2 separate regions of the Homo sapiens genome follow, and region 1 is linked to region 2. A link is an interaction called in ENCODE POLR2A ChIA-PET data of the cell type or tissue named here. Cell type or tissue: Panc1. All regions are shown on one strand. Links, peaks and the distances in the headings refer to the core of each region. The heading gives the core; the rest is flanking DNA.

Region 1 (2,915 bases), core at 308-2,807, 260 kb before region 2:
GGCAGGGGAGGAAGAGGAGACAGAAAAAGGAACAGAGATTAGAATCAACACCTTAGACATATAAGCATTTCCCTCCAAACAAAGTTTCATTATGAGAAATGGAACAATTACACTGCCCCTGGGCCAGGAAGGCATTTACATTCTAACACTGAATTTCTCATAAGCAACTACGTGTGCAACACTTTTCGTTCCAGGCTGCATGACTGCATTTTGCCAACTGCCCCAATGCGTGTGATGAGTCTGCCTAGGACATAACAGGCATGTTTGTTATTTGCACACATTTGCAAAACGCAGCATGCTTTCCTCCTGAGGTTGCCAAATCAGGCCCAGAAAAGCACAAGGGTACAACAAAGATTCCAATGGTGTCTTTGAACAGAAGAAATTCATCCTCTGGAAAAAATGAAGATGCATCTGTTTTGACCCTCTCTTCCTCTTGGGTTTATGTCTGAGTTCGAAGTCACAGTCAGCTTTGTCACTGAGTAGCAAGGTAACCTTGGACAAGTCCTTCTCCTCCTCTGGATATAAGTTTTTGCATCCACACAATAAGGGAAGTAAATTCAGGATGGCAAACACCCTGCCTGCTTATTGGCATGCCGCCTCTCCCGGCTGAACTTGTGACAGGTCATCATGCACTTTCCCAGGAAACCTAGGCAGAGCCTCTGACCTTTCCTCTAGTATCCATCCCAGCAGCCATGCCCATCTGACTGCCACAGACCTCACAGGTGCTGCTCACGGGCTAAATGACTCGTAGAACCTTTCCAGTTCCAACCCATGCAACTCCATGAGCTGTGGAAAACATACCAATCAGCAAGTCTAAAAACTTTGACTCCTTCCTCTTTTACAAATGTTTTCTTTATACAGCTTCAGTTTCAATAGAAACATGGACCAACAGAGATGTGTGTAATTAACTTTGCAAGAGGCATTCCTCGGCATGAAGCTACTTAAATAACAAAGTATCATCAGCAACTGTAACTTTCCAATATGAACTATAGAGTCCTATACTAATATCAGTGGGACCCGAAAAGTTACCAATACCTTAGAGAAATGGAGGTCATGAAATTCACTCATTAAAATGCCTAGGGCAAGAGGTCAAAATAAAATAGGCTCAGGAAACACGTGAACACCACTTCTAAATGACAGGCACTGTACCAGGAGCCAGAAAAATGTCCCCACTATGGTACCTGTCATTTAGTCTGTTGGTGTGGGGGGGAGGTGTGTGGAGGGGGAAGTTTTGAATGTACACACAGAGAATTTCTCAAGAGTCACAAAAGTAGTAACTGACAAGAGCGATTCTCTATCTTCAGCCCTCCCATCAGGCCACCCCTGCCTTTTCACAACGGATTCCAGGGGGAAAAAAAGCACTTTGCTATATATTATCACTATTATATATTTTTATGCAATAGGCAAATGTGTATTTGAAAATAAATTTTATGTTTCTGAAGAGAACACTTTATATTCAGAAACATTTTTAAAAACACAAATTTTAGGATGATTCCCATAAGCCTGACCCTTTGAGGAACCGTCACCTATTAAATGTTTGCTTGCAGTATCCCCAACACCCTTGTGCATTTAAATGGAAGCCTTGCCTGTGCTGCCCCTGGGCTCCGGCTGTCTGCTGCCAGAATCGCTTCCCCTCTGTCACCGGCCGTGCCAGGCAGAACATCCCTTTGTCGTGCCACAGGTATCCTCCCTCTTGACCACCATGCAGCCATGGCCATGCATCCCAGTCTTTGCCCCCATTCTCCACTCTTCACTGGTCATATAACAGGGCTTCCTTCCAAGGACAGGGCTGTTGTGGTTCCTGTCATTTCTAAACACTTGCCCTCCAAAGCTCCCTTTGCTCCTCAGAACACCATTATAACAGTCTAGTGAACGAATTGTGTGTGTGTGTGTGTGTGTGTGTGTGTGTGTTTTGAGAGTTAGCCAGCATCAGTGTGTTTATAATTTAATTTAGAAAGCCTAGCTCATCTCCAACCTCTATACTCATGCCCCCTCTAGACTTCAGACCAGTCCTGTTCTTAGCCAGGCTCATCCCATGCCCCCATGCCTTCTTCCCCCATGCCCTTCATACAGCTACATGAAATGCCACGCTCAGAGCTACGAGGATGCCCTTCCTTGCTTACTGTCCAGATTCCCCGTTGCCCCATTCCCTGCCATATCCCCCAGAGGAGTGCTTGCTCGGGAGGCATGCGAGGCGTGGCTGCTGGAGGAACGATCACACACTCAGGCCACTGCGGTATTCTGAGGAGCAGGGACCAGCATTGCCACTGGATAGAGGGAAAGATACAGGAAGGCCTCAATGAAGCCATAACATTAACTCTGAAAGCTCAAAGAAAAAGGAACTCTGTTACTTCAACCAGAGGCAAAAATCCCTGAAAATGCCAACCCACAGTGCTCACATCAGACCCTGACCACCAAAGGCAGATTGTCAATATGTTTGAGACTTAAGAGTTCTAAGGGAACCAGAGAAGCTAAAAACAGCACACTGATTTTACAATTCATCCCTTTTTATCCTTGCTGCTTTATTTACTAGGCCAGAGAGAAAAAAAAAAGCTTTTGCTGCCATCAATATTCATAGCAGTTACATACCTACGTCAAGACAGCACACTATACTTCAGAGCAGAAAAACAAGGCAGAGAACAGACAGTACACCTCCCAAACAAAGCTTGTTTTTCCTCTCTGACTTTTATTTAGAAGAAATTTTGCCACAATAACACAAGGGCCATTAGTATAAATGAACTGTTTAACGTTCTTTTTCCTTCTCCTTTGCCCTCTCCCTGCTTTTTAAAGAATTTGGTTTCTCTTTCCAAAATCCTTAGTGAATTATTTGATGGGATTCTTCATAAGAAATACAAACTTCCTTTAATGCAATTCTTTATTACAGAGATTCTACCATGATGCCAACTGAACAATCA
Region 2 (2,915 bases), core at 290-2,789:
TAATCCTTTGGAGGAGAAGAGGTGCTCTGGCTTTTAGAATTTTCAGCTTTTCTGCTCTGGTTTCTCCCCATCTTTGTGGTTTTATCTACCTTTGGTCTTTGATGATAGCGAACTACAGATGGGGTTTTGGTGTGGATGTCCTTTTTGTTGATGTTGATGCTATTCTTTTCTGTCTGTTAGTTTCCCATCTAACAGTCAGGACCCTCCGCTGCAGGTCTGTTGGAGTCTGTTGGAGGTCCACTCCAGGCCCTGTTTGCCTGGGTATCACCAGTGGAGGCTGCAGAACAGCAAATATTGCTGCCTGATCCTTCCTCTGGAAGCTTTGTCTCAGAGGGGTACCTGGCTGTATGAGGTATCAGTCAGTCCCTACTGGCCGGTGTCTCCCAGTTAGGCTACACGAGGGTCAGGGACCCACTTGAGGAGGCAGTCTGTCCATTCTCAGAGCTCAAACTCCATGCTGGGAGAAACACTGCTCTCTTCAGAGCTGTCAGACAGAGACATTTAAGTCTGCAGAAGTTTCTGCTGCCTTTTGTTCAGCTATGCCCTGCCCCCAGAGGTGGAGTCTACAGAGGCAGGTAGGCCTTCCTGAGCTGTGGTGGGCTCCACCCAGTTCGAGCTTCTAGGCGGCTTTGTTTACCTACTCAAGTCTCAGCAATGGTGGACGCCCCTCCCCCAGACCAGGCTGCCGCCTGGCAGTTCAATCTTGGACTGCTGAACTAGCAGTGAGCAAGGCTCTGTGGGCGTGGGACCTGCCGAGCCAGGTGAGGGATATAATCTCCTGGTGTGCCGTTTCCTAAGACCATTGGAAAAGCGCCGTATTAAGGAGAGAGTGTCCTGATTTTCCAGGTCTGTCACAGCTTCCTTCCCTAAGAAAAGGAAATCCCCCGACCCCTTGCTCTTCCTGGGTGAGGCGACATCCCACCCTGTTTCAGCTCATCCTCTGTGGGCTGCACCCACTGTGCAACCAGTCCCGGTGAGATGAACCAGGTACCTCAGTTGGAAATGCAGAAATCATAAGACTTCTGTGTGGAACACGCTGGGAGCTGCAGACTGGAGCTGTTCCTATTCGGCCATCTTGGAACGATCCAATTCATTTTCTTTTTAAAGATTATTACCGGCCGGACAAGGTGGCTCACGCCTGTAATCCCAACACTTTGGAAGGACAAGACAGGCAGATCACTTGAGGCTAGGAGTTCGAGGCCAGCCTGGCCAACATGGTGAAACTTAACTCTCCACTAATAATACAAAAATAATACAATTTTGTATTAAGAATACAAAAATTAGCCAAGCATGGTGGCACACGCCTGTAATCCCAGCTACTTGGGTGGTTGAGGCAGGAGAATCGCTTGGACCTGGGAGGCAGAGGTTGCACTCCAGCCTGGGCAATAGAAAAATAAAAAATAGGCCAGGCACGCTGGCTCATGCCTGTAATCCCAGCACTTTAGGAGGCCAAGGTGGGTGGATCACCTGAGGTCAGGAGTTCAAGACCAGCCTGGACAACATGGTGAAACTCCATCTCTACTAAAAATATAAAATTAGCCATGTGTGGTAGCTCATGCCTGTTATCCCAGCTACTCAGGAAGCTGAGGCAGGAGAATCGCTTGAACCCAGGAAGCAGAGGTTGCAATGAGCCAAGGTCATGCCATTGCACTCCAGCCAGGGAAACAAGAGCAAACTCCATCTCAAAAAAAATAAATAAAAAAAAATAAAAATAATAATATAATAAAACAAAGATTATTATAAACTCATGGATTTACAAATATTTAAACATTATCCTCATTAGGGCAGAAATTGTTTCCTTTTTAACCTGTGGAAGGCTCTTCAAAATGGCCCCTGAAAGGCCAGATGCAGAGCTCACACCTGTAGTCCCAGCACTTTGGGAGGCCAAGGTGGGAACATCACTTGAGCCCAAGAGTTTGAGATCAGCCTGGGCAACATAGGGAGACCCTCTCTCTTCAAAATAATTTTAAGAATCTTCTGCCCATGACTCTAGTAGTCTTTGATAACTTCTCTACTGTGTGGTAGGTCAAGATATTCCAGTTCATCTCCTACATTTCCTATTCCAGATTTGGAATTAGCCATTTCTCCAAGCAGCCCAGGTTTGCTTTAGCAGAACACGGTATTTCAAGACCATAATCTAGGCACTATGGCTGCTTTCCCATTGTTACTAGGCACTTTCATACCAAGAATCCTGGTTCTCAAGGACCCAGAGGATGACAGGATTGGAATATCCCATCATTTGTGCTAACCTATAAGGATTGTATGGCAATTTCAGAATAACAATAACAATATTACCACCATATATTGTGACTAAACAGTTTAAAAATATTTTTCTCAGGCTAACTTCATTCTCTCCCCCTTTTTAATGGTCATGGTAGATCTATCTGGACAGGCTGTAAAACCTTTACATATAATAATTTCCTCTTTTAACTCTCATTTAGTCTTAGTTCTATAAGCACCCATGTATTTCATGCTCACCACCAGTTCTTGTGTCAATGTTTCTCTAATTGTTTTGGTGGCCTTGATCTAGAGTAGATGCTTTAATAAAAGCCCATGAGAACAAGAGTTCCTGAGTTCTTGCATGTTGATCACAGTTTGTGTCAATCTCACTGGATAGAAGGTCTTTCCCTCACACTTGATATCCTTGGGTATCTTAAGTATGTTACCCCATTTTATTTTGGCACAAAGCTATTCTGTCAAAAAGTCTGATAATAATCTAATTTTCTTTTCTTCATAAGTCACATGCTATTTGTGTCTAAATGCTTATAGAAATTTTTTGAAAGCCAAATAATATTGCTAAAGAAAAGAAATGTTTATTTTCCTTTAAAGTCCAATAATTTTTCTAGAACATGTCCTAGAATATTTTCTAGAATAGCCCTGGGTCAATATGTTTAGGTACATGGTGTGCTTTTTCA

What was found. ChIA-PET counts read pairs that join two places held together with the same protein. Peaks named below come from ENCODE experiments on the same cell type or tissue, not always from the same donor. Only the 100,000 strongest peaks of a DNase experiment are listed, where the experiment ranks them.
Region 1: POLR2A ChIA-PET joins it to region 2 with 12 read pairs; 4 of 35 experiments call an interaction of 5 or more read pairs at or near these places.

What each region holds. Positions count from the first base shown.
Region 1 is chr3:53,647,826-53,650,740 of GRCh38, reverse strand. The region is part of intron 3 of CACNA1D (calcium voltage-gated channel subunit alpha1 D); the gene reads right to left. Among named protein-coding and RNA genes, the nearest start is that of CACNA1D, 150 kb to the right of the region's middle. In Panc1, for the core only: no CTCF peak of the experiment used is centred there; no DNase peak of the experiment used is centred there.
Region 2 is chr3:53,389,323-53,392,237 of GRCh38, reverse strand. No RefSeq gene overlaps it. Among named protein-coding and RNA genes, the nearest start is that of DCP1A, 43 kb to the right of the region's middle. In Panc1, for the core only: no CTCF peak of the experiment used is centred there; no DNase peak of the experiment used is centred there.